2 separate regions of the Mus musculus genome follow, and region 2 is linked to region 1. Evidence: chromatin loops called from intact Hi-C (ENCODE). Cell type or tissue: left cerebral cortex. All regions are shown on one strand. Links, peaks and the distances in the headings refer to the core of each region. The heading gives the core; the rest is flanking DNA. Region 1 has its middle 13 kb from the start of Rassf6. Region 2 has its middle 12 kb from the start of Gm35999.

Evidence for each region. Peaks named below come from ENCODE experiments on the same cell type or tissue, not always from the same donor. Only the 100,000 strongest peaks of a DNase experiment are listed, where the experiment ranks them.
Region 2: a loop joins it to region 1, with 6 times the contacts of the local background. A loop is called at or near these places in 12 of 42 quality-filtered maps.

What each region holds. Positions count from the first base shown.
Region 1 is chr5:90,646,825-90,659,873 of GRCm38, forward strand. No RefSeq gene overlaps it. Among named protein-coding and RNA genes, the nearest start is that of Rassf6, 13 kb to the left of the region's middle. In left cerebral cortex, for the core only: a CTCF peak has its summit at 6,085 (motif pointing left); DNase peaks (open chromatin) are centred at 6,096 and 9,902.
Region 2 is chr5:90,395,809-90,408,857 of GRCm38, forward strand. No RefSeq gene overlaps it. Among named protein-coding and RNA genes, the nearest start is that of Gm35999, 12 kb to the right of the region's middle. In left cerebral cortex, for the core only: a CTCF peak has its summit at 9,584 (motif pointing right); DNase peaks (open chromatin) are centred at 7,203, 7,475 and 9,583; H3K4me3 peaks cover 299 bases.

The DNA of each region.
Region 1 (13,049 bases), core at 2,799-10,798:
CGGTATATGCAAACAGTAGTGGCAGAAAAGGGACAGAAAACCCAAAGATGAGGATATAGCAAGTGTAGCTGGAGTGAAGACAATGAAAGGGAAAGAACTATCCTGGGTATAGAATGAGCCTAATACTACCCCTGGTTATTTATAGGTTAGCAAGCAGACATGATCCAGCCAGCCCTAGCAACAGTGACTGCTCATTAAATGGTGACTACAGTTGGTATTAGGCAATTACTACAGCCTTAAAGATGGTTTATTGAGCTACATGACGTCAGCTTTACATTCTCTTTATATTTCAAGTATACCGTTGTTATTCCGGTTCTGCCTCTCCTCTTGGGGTGTCTGGGCACCACCAGTACATAGGCTCAGAGAAGACAGGGCTAAATGGTTCTAGTTCAGGCCAGGTGCACAGTCCACTTCTACACCCCCCCCCCCCCGCCAGCTCCCATCGGATGCCATTGCGCACTAGGCCAGGAGCAGGTGAAGCAGAGTCTGAAGATTGCAGGTGAAGGTGGGATGTGGTCCTTCTCCGACGATCTTTAATGAAGCAACTCTCTGCGATGATATTAGCTTGTTCGTATTTCTTTATTTCGAGTGGGTTTAAAGGCAAACCCTTTATTCTGGGTGAACCAAGGGTTGTACAGTTTTTGTGGAAGGGTGTGAGAATATCCAGGGAGGGAAGGTCATTGGCTGAAGGTTAAAGTTACTGAGATGCCTCATTATCATGGAGAGGTGGTCCAGGTGCTGGTTGCATGGCTGACTGCCCTTGACAACCTGGTTGGCAATCAACTTGGGTGCGTGCCCTGAGGCAGGGAAACTGGGAAGGACCTAGCTCTACTCCTGCCAGTCTCAAGTTCTGAGAGTTCCCAGGTTTGAACTTGCTCTACCTTGCTAGTTGCATGCCAGTTTCTCTGGTGGCATGGTCCAGGTGCCCTACACACTGTCCCTTCAAAAACACACCGGCAGACAGTCTCTCCAGTGACCAGGAGCCCTGCAGTTTAGTGTGGAAAGGGGGCGTGGTTTGTTGTTCTCGGTTACACCGAAGTTCAGAGAAAAATGTACATAGGTCAGGTGCAGTGCGGTGGGGGAAGAAAAGGTTAAAGAAACTCGATGTTCTAAGTCCTCTGGAGACATGTCTGGAAATGTGACATTTCTTCCTCCTAGCTTGTTTGTATCCTGCAGGCAGAAGTTCCTACTGCTCTGCGCGTTTTGCCGCAAACAGAGGGCTGAACAAGGACGCTACTGTAGAGGAATCTCAGCTGCATCAGTGGAGTTGAATTGAGTGGCTCAGCCAGATAGACTCGCCTGTCTGGTGCCTTTTAAATGGACTCCAGGGAGCACCCAGTGGCCCAGGGATCAAACCACACATCTCCTCAACAGAAATCCCATCTCTAGCCTGATATCTCAGTGTCTTCGTTTTCCAGTCTGAGGCCCTGTGGCACCTTCAGTGGGTCACAGAGTGTCACTGAGTTTCTATCGCTCTGATGAAACCTTGTGTTCAAAAGCAAGGTGGGGAAGAGGGGGTTTATTTCAACCTACAGTTTCAACTTACAGTCCATCACCGAGGGAAGTCAGGGCAGGAGCTCAAACAGGACAGGAACCTGAAGACAGAAACTGCAGCCGAGGCCATAGAGTCCTTCTTACTGGCTTGTTCCTTCTGGCTTGTTCAGCCTGCTTTATTGTTGCTCATGAGCTGAGCCCTTCCCCATCAATCGCTAATTAAGAAAATACCCTACAGGCTTTCGGATACATTTTCTCAATTGAGACTCCCTCCTCCCAAAATGACTCCAACTGTGTCAAGTCAAGATAAAACCAGTCATCTCAAAACCAGTCCTCCCACAGAGAACTTGTATGTTAGCTGGAAAAAAAATATGACAATAGTCAGCTACTTACCCACATACTCATGCACACACACAACACATTTATTTTATTTTTTTTTTATCATGGTGCTATCGGGATGTGAATATTTTTTGGATGTTGCATGCAATTAAAGGACTTTGGATTCAGCAACTTCTCAAGTATTGTAGTTATTAAGGGCAAACTAACAACAAGAAGAACGCCATCTTACTTTCTCCAGTGTCCTCAAAGCGGGCTCCTGCTGTTTTATAGTGGTGTGTAAGATAAAAAGGGCAAGGGGAAGATGACTTTGAAACATCTCTTCTTTCTGGATTTCATGTGTGAACGCCGATTTACTGCACCTCATCAGGGAGAGCAAAGCTTATGGTGAGTGAAGAAGACTGTAGCATGGGAGCTGAAGGAGTACGGTCACGGAGCTGGGAGGTTCAGTTGCCTGTGTCCTGGGTACCGCCCTGCCACTATCCCGGAGTCTGTGCTCGGCTGAGCCTTCCTGGACCAGAACTCAAGACTGGTTCCTGGGCTTCTGGTTTCTGCATACTGTTTCCTTTGGGCACACAATCACCGACACGTAGCTGAACAAACAGAAGAGTCAACCTCACCGATAGAAGAGAGGTTACAAGGAAGACCATTGTTCCCCCATTTGTGACTCTGTGTCACAACTTAACTGGGTTGAATCACATGGACAAAAACCACCATGAGAGCCAGTGCTGGGGGAGGAAGGCTAGAACTGCCCCCACTGATAAACTTCTGAAGGCTTGGTGTGGACAAGGCAGAGGGTGAAACCCAGTGGAGGGGCCAGTCCTAGGGAACCCATAAACTTTTGTGAGTTTGCCTCCAGGGTTCCACTATGTTGTTATAGTAAACGTGTGTGTGTGTGTGTGTGTGTGTGTGTGTGCGCGCGCGCGCGCGCGCGCTCGCGCGCTCGCGTGTCCTCTCATGCTCAAGGGGGGAGAGGAAAGTAACGATTTGAAATAGACCAGCCTGTTCTGGTATCCTTTAAAGGCCCTGATCTCAAGAGAACCCATTTTTCCAAAGCCAAACCTGCACGAGTTTCATCCAAACTGACCCAAGGAAAGATGAAACCCCAAACCCAGCTCCCTGTAGCTCCAGTTTGCTACATGAATAATAAAAATATTTCCTATCAATCTCAACTTTCCTCATTGTGCACAGAAGTGCATATTTGAGTGATAATTGTGTTATTTTAAAGGTATGGTAAGAATTTCCCATACCTTTGAGACTATGCAACCAATAGGGTGCTGCTGTTAGGTAGGCTCATGGTGTCCTCTAAACTTCTGTGTGGTGATCGTGGTGTTTGTCATTTAAAAAATTCTTAATTTGCTATGGGTTACACTTTAAATGGCATGGCAGGTACCGTGTCAGATCGAAGTTTACTGAGAGAACAATCAAGGTGGGCTGCCTATTGATAATACAGAAGCCATACTAGAGCTACATCCAGATTTTACATTATACTTATTAAGAAGTTTTATTTGGTTTGTGGTTGCTTCTGTTGCTATTTAATATGAGGTGTTTTTTTCCCCTTATTTTTAAAAATTTAATTTGAAAAGTGCTGCTTTTTGCACTGTGGAAATTTGAAGCTTATTTTCAATATAAAACTAAGCTTGAAATCCTACTTTAAAAATGGCTTCTATTGGACATTTTAAACTTACCTTTGCCTTACACAGAAAGTTTTGAATTGGCTTTAGAGTCAGCATATACTCGATATATTGCACGTCATTCCACTGCCATGTTGTTACAATCAGAAATTCTACATTATCGTGTTCCTGACTACTAACATGGGGTGGTGTTTTATAGGTGGAGGTTGGCAGGTTGGAATTTATAGCTTTTACTGTACAGCAAGGGAAGGGGTGATGGAGGAACCCTAGCAGCTTCAAGAAAGGAAACACACACCATATATTCTCAGAATGATTCTCCAACCTTCTGCAAGAGGCGGCTTCTATAACTTGCCCCTCCCTGTTTGGTCCTGTGTGTGAACCCATGACCCTACCCCTGTTATAATGAATAGCCCTTTCCAGTAAAGGCCCCTCATTTAGCAAGTTAAGTAGTTACTATTCTGCCACAGGAGAATTCCAATGTCTAACTTGTAATTCCTTAGAGTTTTTTTTTTTTTTTCTTAGCAGAAAAAGAAGCTTGCTAAGCAATCAAGAAAGTATTTAAATAACTGTTTAATGGTCTCTGGGATTTCCCAAGAGGGACTTCTTGCCAAAGATCCTGCTTGATTTGTGAAAGAGAGGTCTACCTTTATGGGGACTGTACAACCAGTAACCTACAAAGGAACTTAGGATCAGGAATTTCAAGTTCTCCTGGTTCAGCTGGCTTTGGGCACTGCATACGGTTCTCAAACTTAGAGGTTGCCGGTGTGACAAGGATGTCCTAAAATATGGAGAACCGGGCTTCCATCTAGAGTTTCTGAAGCAGAAAGCCCAGAGTGAACTGGAGAGCTCACGTTGCTGACACAGTCACAGGTGTCCCCACTGAATAGGACTAGAATTTGGAATGGGGACTGATTGTTTATGCTCTCTCTTCTTTTCTATATCTTGACACAAAACACTCCTCACCCTCACTGCTGGCCCCTTGTCCAGGTGCTGGTCCTCAAATCCAGGGACCCTACTACTGGCCAAACCTAAAGATTACCAGCTGTTCTCTCAACAAGAGTCCCTCTTTGGGGAAGGTCGGACGATCCTTCCACAGGGTCTCTCTTAAGACGATCAAAACCCACAGATATTTACTGTTAGCATTTTGTCTAAGCTCTGAGCCCCACGGTTGCCTGGCAACAGCCAGGTATGCCAGGCTCACTATAAAAGGGGCTGTTTGCCCCCTCTGCTCTCTCTTGCTCTTGCCTTCTTGCTACTGCTCTGTCCTCTCACCTCTTCCCCCTCTCTCCACGTGCTCATGGCCAGTCTCTACCTCTCTATTTCTCTGCTCTGTCTCTGCCTTTCTCTGTCTCTACTACCCTCTTAGCTCCCCTCCCCATGTCCCAAATAAACTCTATTCTATATTATACAATCATGTGGCTGGTCCCTCAGGGGGAAGGGATGTCTCAGCATGGGCCAGCGGAGGCATCCCCTTTCCTCATACCTAACTACATACCCACAAACATATTCCTTCTCTTCCTCCTCTTAAAAAACACATTTACATTATGACACAATATCAAAATAACATTATGAAGTAACAACAAAAATAATGTTATGGTTAGGGGGAGGTCACCACAGCATGAGGAACTGTGTGAAAGGAGAGGGTCTCACTATCCCAGGCCCTTGCTTCGGCAGCTTCAGTCTTCCACAGTGGTAACACCAATGCAACATTTGCATGGAAGAAGGAATTTTTGTTAATTTAGGAATTCCTATATGACAAAAATGAAGAAGACTGAGCCGGGCATGAGATGAATGTGTATTCCTGGGACTTAGATCTACACCGAGGGCGCTTACAACACATGCAGGGCTGATAGCTGGAGAGGTGGCCAGCCTGGCTGTTAATAGCACTTGCTATTCTCCCAGAGGACCTTGGTCTCATTCCTAAGAGCAGCTTGGTGGCCCACAGCCATCTGTAACCCTAGTTCCAGGGTATCTGTGTTTGATGCATGTGCAGAAAAGCAGGCACACATATACACATAACTAAAAATAAATAAATTAAAAAAAAAAAGAAGGTGCTGTTCCCACCGATGCACCACAGAATTCCGATTTTCAAGTTGCTCATTCAGGAAACCCCTAAGGGCTATGGGTAATCAAAGTTCCTGGTGTTTGACATTAGGGATAGTTGATGAATTTGCTTGTTCAACCAGATAAGAGCATATGTGCAAAAGAATCCTGTCTCATCCTTTCAGATATTCTCCTTGGTGACTACTACGTGCAAGCAAGGTTCTAGGTTCTGAGGAGACAAGATGGACAGGTCACTGTGACCTTATAACTGTGACATGCTGTCACTGAAAACGAGCCTGGGTTCTGCTTGGAGTGGCTTAGGCTTGGTTTTGCTCCAATTTCATCTCTTGTTATTTCAGCATGCTCTGCCATTTCTTTTATTGATGTATTACAGCATGTATTGACTATTTAATTGATACATTTAATTGTAGGCATTATTATTAAATATATAGACATATTAGAATAGCTAATAAAAATATTTTTTCTAATGAAATTCAAGCATTACCACATAAGTTTATACCATATGATGCCTCAGCCTCAGGCAGTCACATTTTAGGGCGTAGACTGTAGCTCCCTCTAGTGGCAACCCAAATTTCTTTTCTCCCTTCTTTTGCAGGCTCCCTGGGCATTTTGACTGCCTGAGAACTGTGCCCTCTTAGACAGGAAAGGAACTCAGTCAAGCTAACAGTTCTATAGCACAGCTGAGGTGCTGGGCTAAGAGACCCACACGAGGCTGTGGTGACACAGTTAATACTGTTCACACGACTGGTGGTGAAGATTTGTGTACTAAAAGCTTTAAGATATTGAGAAAATTGAGGACGATACCAGAAGGTGAAGAGGTCCCTCACGTTTGGAGATCTGTAGTATTAATATTGCAAAAATGATCATCCCATCAAAAGCAATCTACAGACCCATTGTAACACCTATCAAAATTCCAGCCCCATTCTTTACAGAAATTGAGAAAAAATAAAAAGAAAATGCAATTTTTAACGTCATATGGAAACACAGAAATTTCAGGATATCTAAAAAAGAAATGCCACGTAGAAAAAGAACTGGAGCTCTGGCCAGCACAGATTCAAGCAGAGATTCCTGCAGAGCTATAGGGGAAAAAGCAGCATAGGGTTAGCAGAAAAGCAGACACATGTTTCGGTGAAACTGAAATGAAGAAATAATTCCATCTGGGTTTTGACAAAGAAGCCAAAGATACACACTGGATAGAAGACAGGAACTTCAACAAATGGTGCTTTTCAGACTGGATATCCCCATGTAGAAGATGAAGATAGATCCATATCTATCACCCTATACAAAACTCAACTCCAAGTGGATCAAGGACCTCAACTTAAGATCAGATCCCTCAAATCTCTTTTATAAGAAAGTGGGAAACAGGTTGAACTCATTGGCACAGGAAAGGAATTTCTGCACAGGACATGGAGAGCACACTAAGACTAACAGCTAATAAATAGGACCTCACGAGGCTGCAAAGCACAACATCATTTGAGCACAGCGGCAGACTCTAAAATGGGAAAAAACCATTACCAACTACACGTCTGATAGAGGATTAGTACTAGGATATATATATGTATACACCCAACCCCAGCACCACACACACACACACACACACACACATATACATACACACACACACACATATACGTGTATATATATGTATATACGTGTATACACACATATACATATACACACACATATATGTATATATATATGTATATACGTGTATACACACACACACACACACACACACACACACACATATATATATATATATATCCCCATGATCACAAAAACAAACGACCCAGTTAACCATGCAGTATACAACTAAACAGAGATTTCCCAAACGATGAAACATAAATGTTGAAGAAACAAGTGAAGAAATGTCCCACAGCCTGAGGTAGCAGGGAAATACAAACTAAAACTACTCTGAGACTTCATCTTACCTTAGTCACAATGGCCAAGATCAGTAAAACAAATGGCTGCTTATGCTGCTGAGGAGGTAGGGAGAGGGGAACACTATCCATTGCTGGGGCAGGGGCTGGGGGAGGGAGTACAAACCTACAGCCCCCTGTGGGATCAGTGTGGCCGGTCCCCAGAAAGGTCTCAATGCACACTTTTGTCTTGACACGTAAAGGAGGGGCCAGTGATCAGGTTGGTACACGCCCTGTACACGGGAGACTGGGGAAGCTGACGCAGGGGTGTAAGGACCAATGCAGAAGGGAAGTATTATACAAAGAAACCCAGGACACGTCAAGTTCAGTGGAAACAGAAAACTCAGTCCCCTCAGAGGTGGTGCCATCTTGCCGCCATGGCTCCTTCACTGTTCAGGGGCACGGTTGCTATTTTAGGAAATGAGAAGAGTTAAGTGGAGGTCAAAGGTCATAGGTTGGCATTAAGTTTGATTCGAATCTACCAGCCTTCGGGATTTTATGACTGTTCGAAGGAGCCTTCACCATTGCAGCTTCACCCCGAGAATTTAGCCAATGATTCACCATTCCTCTTTCCCTCTGTCAAACTCCCCTCACCCCACTCTCCCCCTTCTAGTCTTCACCGACAGCAGTTCTGAAATGACCATGATAAGTTGTCTCCCAGGTACGAAGACAATGGTGTAATTTATCGAGATACTTAGCTCCTCTTTGGACTTCCCCTTCATTGGTTCCTATTTCTTGTGCTCCTTTGTCCCAGGAAATCTAGAAAGAAGAAGTCATTAGAGGTACAGTCATTCTGATTTCTGCTTCTCTAAAGATAAATGTATTGAGAAGAATCAGGTGGGAGGGGGAGAAAAAGAGAGCAGAGCTTCGGGTGTGTTGAGAGATGAGAGAGGACATCTGTCTACACTGGAACAGGAAGGTCAGTGAATCCCGGAGCCCCTGAACAGCTGCTTCAGCTCCTTCCCTGAGGGCACCCTGGAGGGTTCCCTGACAGCAAGGCAGAGAGGTGTTAGGTATGTAGAGCTTCTAGATACGGGGTGTCCAGGCTTGGCAACACCCCCAAGACTCAGAGACCAAGATGGCTGACTGCCCCATGATAACAAGAAGGAAGAAAAAGAGAAGAGGATGGTAGGAGAGAGCTTGTTTGGGGCAAGAGAAATAACACATCAGGGCTTCTCAAGCTACAGCCATGCAGAAGAGGCTCTTCCAAACTCCTATGAAGTTATAAAGCCTCCCATGGCTCCATCTTCCTCCACACTGTTGACAGTAAAGGGGAAGTGGTAATGATTATACTACCCCATAGTATAAACAAAAGCCATACAGAACAAACCACATACCTAGTTACCCCAATATGACCTTTGTAGGGGGCTCAGAAAGAGTAGCTCTAGGCTAGGCAGTAGTGGCCTTTAATTCCACCACTTCACTCAAGAGGCAGAGGCAGGTGGATCTCCGTGAGTTTGTGTCCAGCCTGGTCTTTGTGGTGAGTTCCAGGACATCCAGGGGTTCACAGAGAAATCCTGTCAAAAAGCAAGCAAGCAAACAAACAAACAAACAAACACAAAGGAGTGAGTGAATGAATGAAATAGGAGCTCTTTGGCCTCAAGGGTCCAAGGAGCTTCCAGTCTAGGAGGATTTCAGATTCCAATCTGCTGAGTTTTCTTCTTGTAAAAAGGGAAATGCAAACTTGTTTACGCACTTTAGCAAAAAACACGCACAGCAGCTTCATTCACAGTAAATGAGCCCAGATGGAAACAATTCAAACACACAGACATCTCTGAAGACCCGAGTAAGCTGTGTGGTCTGGCGGAACACCGAGGAGCTCTATGAGACGATTCATTCACGCGTCAACATGAATGCATTTCAAAAATGTCACTCTGTGCTCAAGGAGCCAGACCGGGGACAACTGATGATTCGAGATTTCAATCACAAAGAATCCTTATATTCATAAAACTGGAGCAACGGGAATTAGAAAAATGCTTCCTAGAGGCTCAGGATGGGGAGGGGGACGGGTCGACTGGAGCACCAGAGAACTCTGGGAATGAATGGCACAAACTGCATTTCTAGTGACTATTTGTCAAATATTGTCAAATGGCACTCACAGTTTTGATGATTTTTGTCATGTGTGAATTACCCTTCAGCTTCTCTGACGTTTATAAAGGGAGTCGGGAATGCTGAGAACACACCAGTGGGGGACCGAGATCCTTGCCAGATGAGCGCATCCCATGGGAAGTCTTAGTACTTTTCCTGGTTTGGTGAACCCACGGACTGACCCTCCTGGAAGTCATTTCTTTGTTTCCAGATTTATAACTGGAATACGTGTACTTGAGGGCTGTCGCAGATGCATTTTCTGGCATGGAGTAACAGCTGTGCTAGTGGAGGCTATCAGTGGATGCATATACACCATCCTCGCCAGCTACCTATCTAGGCTCAATCACTGTACAGAAGCACACAGTATCCTGACGGATAGGCAGTGACAATTAGCACCAGTCTCATAGATCAAGAAAATGGTACTGCTTATATTTCATGGCTTGGCTCCTGAAGCAAGCAAATGAGACTGGCGGATGGTTGCATTTTACAAATGCAACCAGGGGATAATTTTGCCCATTATAATCACTGCGCTTGCTAGAGCGAATAAGCCTGACCTTAATTCACCCATATGGAACTACTGATCTGGTGAGAGCGCTCATTCCCAGTCTCGTCAAAGAAGAATTCCCTCTCAAATGGATTGAGCAATTTATATACAATCATGACTTTTTCAAGAGTCTCCTCTGCCTCCTGGGGTACTATAACCTAAACTGATGTCCATGATTGTCACATTGATCTGCTTTGTCAGTGACTACACTCTAAGTCACTCGAGCAAGAACTATTAGGCACGTTGGGTGTGTCAAGACACGAGTGCTCCACGGGTCGGGATTGAATTGTATGGATTTAGTCCAGCTGTGCCAACACACACATTCCCTACTGAACACCCTGTATCTCTGCTTCCTCTGACGTCAGATGGTCTGGCTCATGACGGTGACTTGTTCTTGCTGGCTGGGCCATGGGGAGATTATTAACTTATTTTATGTATGCAAATACACCTTCATTCTTTTCAGACACACCAGAAGGGGGCATCGGATCCCATTACAGATGATTGTGAGCCACCAGGTGGTTGCTGGGAATTGAACTCAGGACCTCTGGAAGAACAGTCAGTGCTCTTAACTGCTGAACCATCTTTCCAGCTCCTAGAACTAATTTCTAACCATGAAGAGTCCAGAGTTGGTGGGAGAGAAAGCACCAATTTCACATGTGTCCTTCAGGCCAGTTTTAACCAGGCTCATTAATGCATCATCCTTTGTCTGTTGAATTTGTGCACTCATCTGGATGTGGGCACTGCTTCATATGAAGGGCCAGGTTTCAAGGTGTCTATATACCTGATAATGGCTCTGAATTCTCAGTATTACCTCTAAGTGGTAGTGGGGTTTTCTAATATCTATCAGGCTGGTGACTCCTGGATAGGTTTCACGGCCATGTGCAGATTCCCTCATGCCCAGTGTATCTTTGGGCTGGACATAATGTTACTTGGGATTCCATGCCAGAAGACCCAACTCATACGATGCATTTTGGTGCCTCTTGGTGCTCTGTTGCCTGGTTTGGGTGAATAGACAGCTGCAGAAATTATGGCCCAGCCTTTTGGTTCACAATACCAGAAAAGCCTCTTAGAGAATCAGAGGTGCCAGCCACAGAGAAGGGACATCCGCAGATGCCACCGAAGGACAGAGATACTGACTGCCATCCTTTGAGCTTCTGTGGTGGTGGTGGGGTTCTTCTTATTTATTCTTCTGTCCTAAGTTTCCTCTGGGGAGGAAGAGTCCTAGAACCTGGTGAGGGCCACTCTCCCTGAGTGAGGCGGACCTTAGCAGGGATGTGAGCAGAGAGCAGTGCACCCTGGGAGTTGGGCCGCCAGAGTCACATTCAATGCACAGCTGGTACAGCAGTACCAACCTCTGGCACTCGGCTTCCAGACCTGCCAGCTATTGTCTGAGCAGTGATTTAATTGACCTTATGCTTTGTTTTGTTTTGAGATAGGAAGATCTCGTGTAGCTCAGGCTGGCCTCAAGCTCCTCGTGTTGCCTGTATGTCCAAGGACGACTCGGAATTGCAGCTGCTCCACATCTTACATGCCGTGGGAGCGCGGGCGTAGGCGCTTTGCTCAGCCTCTGTGCTCGCTTTTAGAAAGGGCCATGCGGATTGGCTGAGGCATAATCCAGAACGCATGCACCCACGTACCCAAACTCTGTGAACATTTCTGATTCCATATATGAAAAAAAAATTAGGGAATGTATTGTTAGTTTGTTAAGACAGAGTCTCCTTATGTAGCTTCGGCTGGCTCTGAACTTACAGGAATCTTCTTAGCCTCTGCTTTCTGAGTGCTGAGATCACAGGTATCTACCAATATGCCGGAAAGATATTTGTAAGCTTTTTAAAAAGCAGGGAAAAATGGTTATCTTATTTTTAAAACCTCTAAAATTTTATCCAAATTTAAATGAAGAAATTGGGAAACTTTATCAACTTGCATACCGAAAACCTCTGTTGACTTGGTAAAAATCAATTCCTTACTTACTCCTTAATTTCTAAATACCTATTAAGGCTTTGGGGACCTTATCTTTGCCTAGTGAATACATTTGCTTTCTGTGTTTGGACACTTAAAGATGTGATTTTGAGAAAGAGATAGCTGCTGCTCATGTTCTCTTCTGAAACAGACAGTTTCATAAAACACTCGTATCAGACAGAACCAGGATGGATCATGACCAAGGAAGGACCCGCAGCCGAGTCTGAACCCGCGAAGTGTGCGTGCTCAGCTACAGAGATGAACAGCCCACCTCCATCCTGATTAGGCAGTGTGGCTGCTCATCCGTGACTCTGATGACATGTTTCATTAAACTTTCATCTTCCTTGGTTCAGATAAGAATTGAGAGATCTGTGAACACCAGTGCACCGTCCTGACAACATCCAATCCGGAGCAATCCTGCTTTCTTAGCTTCCTCTACCCCCCCCCCCCCCCCCCCCCCGTCCCTCTCCCGTGCTCCTCCTGAGCACTCCAGCTTCAACAACCGGCCCCTCCCCCGGGATGCTCTTAATTGCTCTTTATGCACACTATGTATCCAATCTCAGGTATGATCCTTCAGAGATCCTTGACTGCAAGTCTACTATTGATTTCAACTTGATACAAATAAACTAATTGGAGAACAAAACAATTTTTTCCCTCAAATAAGTACCAAGGGAAATTGTCGTTTAAAATAATCTATTTCTTCCAGGTTAACTTTATTAAGTTAAACAAAATCTGTTCTTAATTTCCAATATACTTCAGACAGTAAACACGGTAGCAAGAGTTTTGGTAAGTACTTGGCAACCTTCCTCTTCCCTAAATATATAGCTAATACATATTCAAATATGTAAATTCGTTCTCATGATAAGTGATATTATAATAGAATTGTTCATGAAGTATATGATAATCCAGTTTCTGTTTGTCTATAATACTTATATTTTCTTTTAAATATTTGTGTGTGTGCTGTGAAGGGGTGTGCTCATGTGCTGTACCTGTAGAGGTCTAAGAACAACT
Region 2 (13,049 bases), core at 3,382-11,381, 250 kb before region 1:
TACTGCCTGGGCCATCTCCTGGCTTTGTCTCTATTCTGTTTTTTTTTCTTTTATTTATTTTCAATTCATTAATTAAAGTGGGGGTGGGGGCTCATTGGCAAGGTGCTTGTGTGGCACTTACAGAGGTTGGAGGACAACTTGTGGGAGTTGGTTTTCAAGTGTTCTGAGACTTGAACTCAGGTTCTCAGGCTTGGCAGCAAGTGCATTTACCTCTGAGCTATCTTGCCAGCCATATTTAAAAAAAACCTATTTTGTGTCTCTGTAAGTTTCACCATAGATCACATTTGGAAGTCATAGAACAACTCTCTGAAGTTGATACTCTCTTTTCACCTTTACGTGATTTCCATGGATTTAACTGAGGTGGTTAGCTTTGCACAGCAAGTGTCTTTTACCCACTGATGTTTTTGTTTGTTTGTTTGTTTGTTTTTTTAACGGAATCACTGTGTGATTGTTTGAATAACTTTGGTCTCCATAGACTCATGTGTTTGAATGCTTGGTCCATAAGGAGTAACACACCGTGGTGGCAGGCTTTGAGGTCTCCTATGCTCAAACTAGCCCTAGTGTGACACACAGTCACCTTCTGCTGCCTGTAGATCAAGATAGAGAACTCTCAGACCTTCTCAAGCATCTTTTCTGCCTGGATGCCTTCATGCTTCCCACCGTAATGATGATGGACTAAACCTCTGAAACTGTAAGCCAGCCCCAATTAAGTGGTTTTCCTTTGTAAGAGTCACCTTGGTCATTGTGTCTCTTCAGAGCAATGGAAACCCCATGACAGTGTATATATCCCTGGTTGGTTGTGAACATGCTCTGTAGCATAGATATCCCGATTTCCTGCTTTTCTGCCCCCATAATCCCAAGTACTGAAGTTACAGTATGCTTTATTATGCCCCGCTCCTTCCTGTAGGATTCTTTTTATGTGCACATGGTGTTGGGATAGAACCCAGGCTCACATATGCTAAACATGGCTCTGAAGAAGTTACATTTATCTAAACTCCTCTCGACAGTTGGTAAATGGCTTACTTAGAATTCTAAGGGCTGAAAAAGGACATTTTTTCCCTTAAGTTTCCAGGAACTATGACCAAATCCGTATTGCAGAACTGGGTCACCAAAGATGAGACAGCGGGTGCTACAATGAAACATTTGAAAATTATGGTACTTGTGCTTCCACCATGACCAGGAAGTTGCCATAGCAGCACATGATCTCAGCCAATCAGATAGGGAGCCTTCACTGATGGACAGGTTCGGGACCTATACCTTCTGCTCACTGGGAGGGAAGCTGTCAGCTCACTTTTCCTCAGCTCCCAGCTTAGGAAATGAAGGAGTTTGTCACACTTAACTGCAACAGGGTGGGTGCTCATCCCCTTGTCCTCTTTCCTATGGTCCGCTTCCAAATCAGAGTTTCAGGAGTAACATTAAACAGTAGATTCCAAGTGACAGCTGGAGGATTCTGGGAAGTACAGTATTTTAAATGACCGTCCACTGTACAGCGCGGGGGACAAGTGCTGAATGAGCCCGTCTTCTTTGGGAGCTATGGAAAATCCTTCCTCATTTCCTATAACCAAAGCATCTGTAAAAGAGAATTATGGCTGGGCAGTGGTGACACACGCCTTTAATCCCAGCACTTGGGAGGCAGAGGCAGGTGGATTTTGAGTTTGAGGCTAGCCTGGACTACAGAGTGAGTACTAGGACAGCCAGGGCTACAGAGAGAAACGCTGTCTCAAAAAACAAAAACAAACAAACAAAAAAAGAGAATTATACTTTTTGGAGTTGTTTTTTGTTTTTGTTTTTTTAGATATTTTCTGTATTTACATTTCAAATGTTATCCCCTTTCCTGGTTTCCCTTCTGAAAACCCCCTATCCCCTCCTCCCTCCCCCTGCTCACCAACCCAGCCCCTCCTGCTTGCTGGTCCTGGCATTCCCCTACACTGGGGACCTTCACAGGACCAAGGGCCTCTCCTCCCATTGATGACCCACTAGGCCATCCTCAGCTACATATGCAGCTAGAGCCACAAGTCCTTCCATGTGTACTCTATGGTTGGACTGAGCACAGCTTCTCAGAGCTTTTATGAAGCATGTCTGCAATTTTTTTGGGGGGGGTGATTTCTTTAAATGTACCAGTTAATTTCCCCCATGTGTGACAAAAGGTGTAAGATAAGTCCTGTTTTTATTAGCTTGGAAATATATGTTTGAGGAAATAGTCACAGGTAAATAACAAGGCTGGAGAGACATTAGGCAATTTTGGGAATTAGTGGGAAGAGACTTTTTTCAGTATACACTTGAAGCATTTGAGTTTGGAACCACAAATACATTCTATGTATTAAAATTTTGAAATTATAATATGTGAAAACATGAGTGTGGTCTGGTGCACACAGCAGGAGCTCACAGTGCATTAACAATTCTCCGCTGTGCCTCCCTAGAAGCCTACGGGGGCCATTTTCTTTTAAGCTACCACATCTGCTGAAGGTAACCCTGCCAGAAAATAGTAAGTAGCCATGTGGGGAGAAAGTAAACTACTGTTTTGTTATTGTAAGAGTTTTCTACTAGATGCAGTGGCATATACCTTTAATCTCATCACTTGGGAGGCAGAGGCAGGCAGATCCCTGATTTTAAGGCAGCCTGGTCTACAGAGCAAGTTCTAGGATAGCCAGGGCAACACAGAGAATCCTCATCTTTCAGTACCAAAACCCAAACCAAAAACCCAACAACAGCAACAAAGAATTTTCTCTTTATTCATATCTGGTTCCCCCTTTTCATTTTCAATACTGCTAGTATGTTCTACGTAGCTATTTATAATTTCTATTGTTTTGTCATTGTTTTGAGACAGTATCTCACCCTGTAGCCTTGGCTGACCTGGAACTTACAAGAGATCTGCCTGCATCTGCTACCCAAATGCTGGCATTAAAGGCATGTGTTGTTATGCTTGCCTGTATTATTTTCTTTTAATTAAATTTTGATTAGCATATAAAGAAATTGGTTTCCTTGTAACATTTTAAAAATACATCATTATATTTTGATATTATTCATCCTATACTATCCTCCTTCATTCCTCTCTTGTTTGCTTTTCTGCCACCCCACCCCCAACCCCTTTCTGCCTCCTTTCTTGATCTGTATTACTCCCTCTAGTCCTTCCTCCCTCTAAGATTTTCTTGCTGTGTCCATGTCCTACACATATTTATGTACACACACACACACACACACACACACACACACACACATATTCATACACACATGCATATACACACACACTTAGAGCTAGAGCCCAGAGCAATATTGCTTGTTTTTATGACTTCTTTTTCTCTTTTTCCCTCTTGATCATCTTATCAACCTTCTCTAGTGACCAGCTTTCAGATTTGTTATAATTTTCTTGTTATTATTTTTCTGGATGCAGTTTCCTGGTAACTTAGCTGGGCTCTCTGTCCTCTTTTTAATTGGTATACTTGACATGTCTCATCTTTTCCCTTGTTCCTTAAATGCCCCTTAAATGCAGTGATAGCTTTTAATTTCCCTGATGATCCCTTCTGAGTCTATGCACAGACTTTAGTATACAATGCTTTACTTTTTTCTTGTTGAAACTCTCAGGGTCACTCTTATTGCTCATTTTAAGAAGTTTAAAACTTCTATTATTCCTGTAAGTTAATCTTTTAAAGACAATAAACTCTAGATATTGTGGTATCTTATTTCCATGTACTACACTATGAAATAAAGTAATAGGTACCTTATTCTCATTTGGAAACAACAAAAAAAAATTAAAACCTATCTATTCACTTTGGCATCATGATTGCGTTTCTAGGAAACATTCTTGGCTTAAGAAAAAGAAAAACCCTACAAAATAGAAATAACAGCAAAGACTTTATGATCCTAAGTGATCAAGGCAGTTACCTTACAAAATATCTCAGTCCGCACTGTGTTTCTAGGTTGGAGATGCAGAGGTTCTGAGATTTGTGTTCTCCTTAGACCTCTCTCCGCGGCCTCTCTCTTCTTGTCTCTTCATGCTTTCTTTTCTGACTGTCCTGCAAAATCTGAAAATCAATCCTTTTAAATTATTTGCCATTTGATTAAATTTAATCTAAAGCGCATTCGGATTTTATTTGCAAATTGCAACAGAATGTGCACATCATTATGGATGCATTACAGCTATTAGACTCATTTATGATGTATATAACCAAATCGGGGCACTAAATAGATCCAGCTCTTTAACTATTAATTATTATATGTTGGAAAATCCAGAATTTCTTGCTACAAAATTTAAAAATTTCTTATTACAGTTTTGTGTGTGTGTGTGTACCTGCACACAAGTGGAAGTCAGGAAAAAAAAAAAACAACCCAAAACTCGTGGGAGCCAGAGCTTTCTTTCCACCATGTAGATCTTGGGGATTTAACACAGGTTCTCAGACTTGGTTGCCAGCATCATTACTCAATGGAGCCATATCCTCAACCCTTGAAACCCTTTTGAAATACACTGCATTTTATTTTGTCACCTCTGTGTTTGGTTGCTACACTGGCTTTATCTTTCTTTGTGCCTTCCTTCCTAACCCGTAGTGACCACTATCCTATCCTATTCTATAAGGTTAACTTATTAGTTTCATGGAGTAAGTTAATGTATATGTCCTTTCTCTTTCTGTGTCTGCTTTAACATGATGATCTACAATTAAATCCTATACATGTTGTTGTGAATGATAGGATTTCATTCATATTTATGGCTTCGTGAGCCTGGTGCACACAGCAGGAGCTCATAGTGCATTAACAATTCTCCACTGTGCCTCCCTAGAAGCCTACGGGGGCCATTTTCTTTCAAGCTACCACATCTGCTGAAGGTAACCCTGCCAGAAAATAATAAGTAGCCATGTGGGGAGAAAGTATTGGGACTGGACAATGAGATGATCCACTCATAATTTGGCAAAAAAATAACAAGAAGTGTTGAGAGATTGTTCTAATGATATACGTGGGATATCATTCTAATAATATTCCAGAGTTAGGAGAGGGCAGGCTCCCCAGTGTTGTGCAGCATCCTCAGAAGTTCTGGGAACTAAGCTGTAGCTCGAATAGGATCATTAAAGAAGCAAAGCTTCAGAAAGAAAAGGAGGAAAAAAATCAATTTATCCAGGTCTACTTTGAGTTATCCTGAAAGTCAAGCCTCAGGTCTCCCTAGGGCTATCATGATTACATATTTCAGGAGATTCCTTGGGTCTCACCAACTACTCTGTCACTTTATTTTTATCCCTTGTACATGCTTAAATATTAGCCAGTGGTTGAAATTCAGATTGGCAATACATTAACCCAGATGTTCTCCAATAGACAATTATCAACAAATGGGTGGAAAAGAAATTAAAATGTGTATGCCGTGCTTATGGAGTATGAATATATGGCTCATGAAGCCACGCAACCCATCAAGCCCTTCCTTCAGGGACAGCTGTGCTTCCAAGTTCAGTGGTGTCCCTAGGTGATTTGCTTTGGACAATGGAGTGTGAGCAGAAGTAAGCTGACTCATTCCTATTGGAAACACGGACAGGCAGGGCCTTTACCTTTATGACTCTGCAACAGTAGCAGAGTTCCCCAAAGATACTGTTTCTTTCCGCATGGAAAAGCAAAAACACAGACATAGTATCCACCTTAAAGTAACGTGTTTGCTGTTATAACCTCCTTCCTGGCCCCCAGAGAGAACAGGAAACAGGCTTTTTATTATTGTATCATAAGCTAGGGAAAATAATTTATATATATATATATATATATATATATATATATACATACATACATACATATGTATGTATGTATATATGCGTGTGTGTATATACATCAATATTTGAATATCAATTTATATTTCAAAATTTAAAACAATAACTTCTAATTCAAAGTCAGTGTAAACTGGGTGTAGGAAGGTAATGAGTTTGAAGCTAGCTTGCTACAAAGAGAAACCTTGTCTCAGAAAAAAAAAGACATTTTTTGGGCTATGAAACATTAAGTATAACTAATCTGTATGTGCTGGCTAATCTTTTTTCTTTTTTTTTTTCTAATCTTATGTCAACTTGATACACAAACTAGAGTTATCTGCAAGGAGGGAGCCTCAGTTGAGAAAATGCCTTCCTAAGATCCAGCTGTAAGTCTCTTTCTTAATTAGTATTGATGGGGGAAGGCCCATCCCATTGTGGGTAGTGTTATCTCTGGGCTGAAAGCCGGAAGAGCAAGCCATGGGGAGCAAGCCAGTAAACAGCACTGTCCATGGCCTCTGCATAAGTTCTTGCCTCCAGATTCCTAGCTTAACTTCCTGTTCTGACTTCCTTTAGTGATGAACAGTGATGTGGAAACTTAAGCCAAATAAACCCTTTCCTCCCCAACTCGCTCTTTGGTCCTGATGTTTCATTGCAATAATAGAAACTCTAAGACACAGTATCACAAACATATAAAAAGGTATCAACATAGGTGCTCTAGCTGCTGAGCCATCTTTCCAGGCCTGGAGCTGAAGTATTTTGTTGTTTTTGTTTTTTAGTTGATACCAAGCACCCACGTGCCAGCTCACAACGACTTGTTACTCCAGTTCCAGATGGAAAAGAATGTATTAAAAAAAAATTAGGTAGAGGGCTGGAGAGATGGCTCAGCGGTTAAGAGCACTGACTGCTCTTCCAGAGGTCCTGAGTTCAATTCCCAGCAACCACATGGTAGCTCACAACCATCTGTAATGGGTTTTCTGATGCCCTCTTCTGGTATGTGTATCTGAAGACAACGACAGTGTACTCATAAATAAAATAAATAAATCTTTTTAAAAAATCTGGTGGACGTGAAGGAGAGTAAATAATAAAATTACAATGAAGTAAAAATGTTGCTAAATCTGTAGAAAAGGAAAAGATAAAAGGAATTATACGGTGCAAAAGAAATGTTAACAGTTTCTTTCTGGATCCTCAAAAATCGAAGACTATCAGTTACGGGAATGGGGTAGGTATCAGGTGAATTCGGACACTTGTCTTTCAGTCTCTTTGCTATTGCTGAGCCAGGGCAGTCTTTGGCTTTAGGAGTCTCCCTTACGCCCTTACCTTTGCAATTCTATGGGAAAGTCTTACTTTCCCAAGAACATACCCCCGCGGTGACTAATGCTTTTAGCTAGGGTGTCTCCCACTGTGTTGGCTGTGTGAGAAGCAACCATAGCACTGGGATCAGTACAGGCATCAGGCCTGCCTTCATACTTTCTCAGTCTCCCAATTGTAGTCACCAGAGTGCCAGAGGGATGCTCCTGGAACTTAGTCATCCTCGGACTCAAAAGCAGTAAATGACAGGTGGTGGCTTTAGCTTATCAGTCTCCATCTTTCTTACTCTCCACAGCTGCATCTCTGTGGTGTTCCCTTGTCTGTAACCGGAAAAAACAAATTTGCAGTTCCCCAACCTGTATGTTTCCTGATTTCAGCGCCTACCCTCTCTGCCCGCCACTGCCCGAGTACTCGAATTTTAAAAATAGTTTCTCCTTCAGGATGACGTCCAGGCGTTGTCATCTAGCCACACCATACAGCCTCCCAAAATTGGAATTCCTTTCTTGGAACGGTTTCCTGGAAGATTCACAGACTCACCAAAACCCGCAGCTGAATTTGAGTCCTGTGAGGGTGGCGGCTTGTCCTCAGTGAGGGTGGGACTGCCTGCCGCTGTCTGCCTTACCTTGAAGTAGCTTTTCTCTCCTTCTTCTGCCTGCGAGCTACACAACTGACGCCACCCTAGGCTTGACTCTCTGGATAGCCTTTTTTTGATAGCTGTGTGTGTGTGTGTGTGTGTGTTTTCACTTCCTTTGCGGGATTCTGAAATCTGGAACTCTTCTGCTGTTTCTTTCTTAGGAATAAAGTCTATTCTTTCCTTATTCTGACTCTTGGTCAGCTCTCACAGAGACCACGTCTCCTCTGACCTCTTACCTGGGACCTCCCCTCCCCCACGTTTTCACTTTTAAGATATTACAGGTGAATCCTACGTGGCAAGGCTTCTCGTCAATTTCTGATTTACAGTGATTACTTCAGGAATAGAGTATGCACAGAATTAAAGTGGTTTCCGGTCTATTGGCCATTGTTATTTTAAGGCTGGTTAAAGAAGCTGAAAAGTGTCTAAGTGAATCAATATTTTATTTATGGTACAAGGATATCAGATATGTACCAATACGTCTTCTTGTCTGCCACAGTGGCTCTTTCCCCTGAACCCGCATCTTTAACATCTTCAAAGCAGCCATTATAGGACTTTCCTTCTTATGTTTATTCTTTTGAAACAAAAAAATGTCTTAAGTACATTTCTAAAGGGCACCTACACAAGACTTGCAGTTTTCCCCTTTACATCTTTTAAAGACTTATTTTATTATACTCGGAATGTATGAGTGTTTTACCTGTATGTACGTACACGGGCCTCATACTTGGTGCCCATAGAAGCCAGAAGTGGCTGTCAGATACCCTGGCATGGGGATCACTGAGGTTGTGAGCCACAACTTTGGTGCTGGGCCCAGAACCTGGGTTTTACTGAGCTAGAATTACACACCACACAATTCACCATTTAAATGTCCAATTCAAGAGCTTTTTGACATATTCATATGCTCTCATCACTACAATTTTGGAACATTTTATTATCCCCACAGGAACCCCACGTCTAACTCTTAGTCACCTTATTTTCTCCAGCTGCTAAATGTTTCCCCTCTTCTTCCCATTCTTAAAAATGATGAATGGAGTCATGCATCTGGTCTTTGTGAATGGCTGTTTTACCTAGCACAAAGTTTAAAAAATGTATCCTTTGGGGGTAGGGGAACTGGCGGGCAGACATGTCAGTTTGCATTATAAACTCATTATGAGTGTCCAGGGGCATTTTTAGATATGTAGTATGACAGATTGTCTTCTATTTTGATGAAAATAGTCATGTCTTTGGAGGCCTTTCTTCGTTGTTGTTTTGTTTTGTTTTCCGCCTAACATATGTGATGGGGGAAATGAAGACAGAAGAAGGTGGAAAGAAACAAAAACAAAAACAAAAATGGCCTGCAGAGGCTCAGGGAAGCAGGAGGCAGGAAGTATCCCAGTATAGCCCTCTCTAGGAATGTAAAGAAATCGCTTTCTTCACCATGCTTCAGAAATAGTTTAAATAGTTGGTCTGCCTGCAAAGGCTTGCAGCCTCTTTTGCAGACATCAAGGAATGTACTTTCAAAAAAATCTGGGAGCCTTTTAAAGAACTTGCTATTAAACACGAACATCTACAGTAAAGATTAGGAGAGGTTTATGTTTAACCACATCAACTCCTCGATTTCAATTCTAGTTGATGTATGTATGTATGTATGTATGTATGTATGTATGTATGCATCTATCTATCTATCTATCTATCTATCTATCTATCTATCTATCTATCTATCTATCTATCTATCTATCTATCGTTCATCTATCCATAACAACACTAGCAGGAATTCAAAAGACCCAATACCTTCCAGCACACCACAGCAAACCTGCTAACCCCAGGAATTAATACTCACACTGCATTGACAGAAGGTTCAGGGATTCTTTTCTGTTACAGCTGGCAAAGCATTCCCAACAAATGTTCACTTTTAGCACAAGAGCAAGCTAGGACTGTGAACAGCCGGAGATAACACGAGGTGGCAGTCTTGTCCCAGTGAGCACCGTAGAGACTAGTGCAACATTAAAAACAGGACTTTTAGTTTCAAAGATATAGTCTATGAACATGTCTGAGGCTCCCTCAATAGAAAGGCATGGAGACATAGGTGGCTTTTCTTAGAAGGCAGTGCGGCACAGTAGTGAGGTACAGTGAGAACCAGTGCCTGAATTATGATTTATTGTACACTATTAGTCATCTTCATATTTGCCTTTGTAACTCAGTCAATTGTACACTCAAAACAATGTTATATGGTGGTAATTTTATGTCTAAATGGTGTTTTTTGGTCTCCCCAGTAAGATTCTGCTTTTTCTTCAGAAAACTTTCAGCCTCCATTCAGTCCTGAAGTGTATACAATTCCTGAACTGTCTCCTTTCTCTTGATTCTGTAATTGTTCAGATGGGCATGTTATAATCTTTTATAGTCATGCATGATTCCCAGTCCTCTTCTCTGGCTCAACAAGATGTCACCTTCTAGAAGCTTATGTTGACAACTTCTAGAAGCAGATATGTAAGGTTTGATCGTATCACATTAAAATACTCTATATGGGCACCTAACAGATGGTATCTATTGTTTCCATACATGTTCAGGAACTTTAGTCTGTAAGCATTCCAATTCTGTAAATACAAGTGCATTTGTGTATAGCTTGTAGGCCCAGAGGTACTTGGCTCCCCTTGTTAAATCTCGTGGCACCAGACCTTAGATAGTCTAACACCATGTCACCTCTCAAGTGCACATAACCATACAACTGTGAGACAGTCTTAGATAATTTTTTAACCCTGGTTTGGTTCCATTCAATCTACAAGATCTGCAATCTGTCCACTAAAGAGATGTGGACAAATAAATTTTAATTCCTTTCATGAATTAAAAATGTTTTCATAAGCAGAAAGAATAAAGTGTATGAATGTTGTGTGTATGTGTGTTAAGACTGAGAGAGAGAGAGAGAGAGAGAGAGAGAGAGAGAGAGAGAGAGAGAGAGAGAGAGAAACAGCGCAGTTTGTGGAGATAAAAGAAGAGTTTCACATGAAATTAAAAATTGTTTGACTATATTTAGGCTGACATGCTGCAAATATCCTCTGGCTTTGCCAAAGAAATGGCTTTGTCAATTACTCATCTTTTTAAATGAATAAGAAAACCTATTGGGCTACCCTAAGCTAGGTAGGTGGTCTTCGGTTTCCAGTTTAAAAAAAGAAAAGAAAAAAAAATGTGCTTCCTCAGTGTTTCTGTTCTCCAGTATGACCCTGATTGTTGATTCAACTGAAAATCTTTTAGTGATACCTTTCCCACTTGTGAGGCCTTGGGCAAGAGCCTTGCGTCTCTGAGCTTTGCTTCCTCTGCTGATGGAAAGCAACAGCAGGGCCTTCTGGGAGCTGCTAGATTACCATAGATCCTTAGTCCACACCTAGCATTACAAAACCACACCCCAAATGTTGGGTGATGCCTATGTGAGGCAATGGAACCCAGAGAACAGATCACCAGAATGCACAAATTACAAAAAGAGATTAATGATAAGTAATTGGATCATGTTATTATAGAGGCTGACAAGACTCATGATCAGTAAGTAGCTAGCTAACTAGAGACACAGGAGAGCCAAGGATGTCACTCTAGGCCGAAGGACATGAGCTCCGGATTTGAGATTTGCTCATTCAGTTTGAGTCCAAATGTAAGATAAAATTGATGTCTCAGCCATTATTTCTTCTTATAGAATAGAGGGGCAGTCTTTAGTCCGATCTGGGATTTTCTCTGGTATGAAGCCCGCTCTTATTAGGGAGAACAATCTGCTTTACTTGATCCATTGATATTTTTATTAGTTTTTCAAGAAGGTGTTTTGATTATACTCACTTCTCCAAATATTTCCAGATCCAACTCCCCTTCCCTACCTACCCAACTTTGTATACTCCTACCAGGAGACCTGAAACAACCCAGGAACATAAAAGGCAGGCTCCAGATAGAGACACCCAGACCAGCAAGCACCAGGAATAACCAGATGGTGAGAGGCAAATGCAAGACCATAAGCAACAGAAGCCAGCACACACGGGCATCATCAGAACCCAGTTCTTCCACCAGAGCAAGTCCTGGATACACTAACACTTCCTGAAAAGCAGGAAGCTGATCTAAAATCAATTCACTGGAAAAAAAATACAGGAAAACACAGGTAAACAGGTAGAAGCCCTTAGAGAGGAAACAAATAAATCCCTTAGAGAAATACAGGAAAACACAATTGAACAGGTGAAGGAATTGAAAAAAGCTGTCCAAGACCTAAAAGTGGAAGTAGAAACAATAAAGAAAACACAACTGGAGGCAACTCTGGAAATGGTGTCTCTTTTATGAAAATGGGTTCCCTGTGTTTGATGAGTATACACTTAGGGTTGTGACATCCCATCACTGCATGATGCTTTTAACAAGCTTAGAGAGTCCTTCTCTATCTCTTTTGGTTAGCTTTGATTTAAAGTCTCCTTTGTTGAATGTTAGAATAGTTACCCCTCAATTGCCTCTTGGTTCTATTTCCTTGGAATAACCTTTTCTATCGCTTTATGCTAAGGTGATGTCATTTACCATTGGTGGTGAGGTATTTTTCTTGGAAGCAGAAAGAAAACGAATCCCATTTCATTATCCAATCTGCCAGTCTGTGGCTCTTCATTGGTGAGTTAAGACCATTGATATTAAGAGTTGTTACTGAAAAAAAAAATCATATCAACTACTGACATTTTGTCACTTTTATGGTGCTTGATTCAGTGTTCTGGGAATGTTTGTTCCTTTTGGTATTGAAGGCATTTTTACCTTCTCTTCAGTCTAAAGTCCTTCCAGTATCCTCTGCAGGGGATTTGGTAGTCACAAATTTCTGAAATTTGTTTTTATGGAAATTTTTTTGTTCTCCTTCAATTTTAATTGATAGTTTTTATAGTTATGGTAGTCTGGGCTGGCCTTTTGTAGTCCTTCATGGCTTACAGAACCTTGGTCCAACATTTTCTGGCTTTCATAGTCTCCATGGAAAAATCTGCTCTTGTCATGGGTCTGCCTTTGAATTTAACTTGATATTTCTCTCTTGCCCTTTCCAGTATCCTTTGTTTTGTATATCAAGGTTTTTTGTTGTTGTTATTGTTTTGTTTTGGGTTTTTTTTTTGCTATTATAGGCAGGCTATAGAGTGTTTCTTTTCTGGTCCTGTGTGTTTTATGTTCTGTATGCCTCTTGGGCCTTAATAGGCATTTCTCTTCTTAGGCTAGGAAAGTTTTCTCCTATTACTTTGTTGAAAGCATTTAATGTTCCTTTAACCTAGATACCTATTATTTTCCTTCTATACCTATTATTTGTAGTTATGGTCTTTTTTTAATAGTGTCCCAGAATTCCCGTGTGTTCCATTACTGATTTTTCTGATTTGATATATTTTTTGAGTGATCCAATTCTTCTAAATTGTCTTTAAGCCCTTATAATCTCTCTCCAC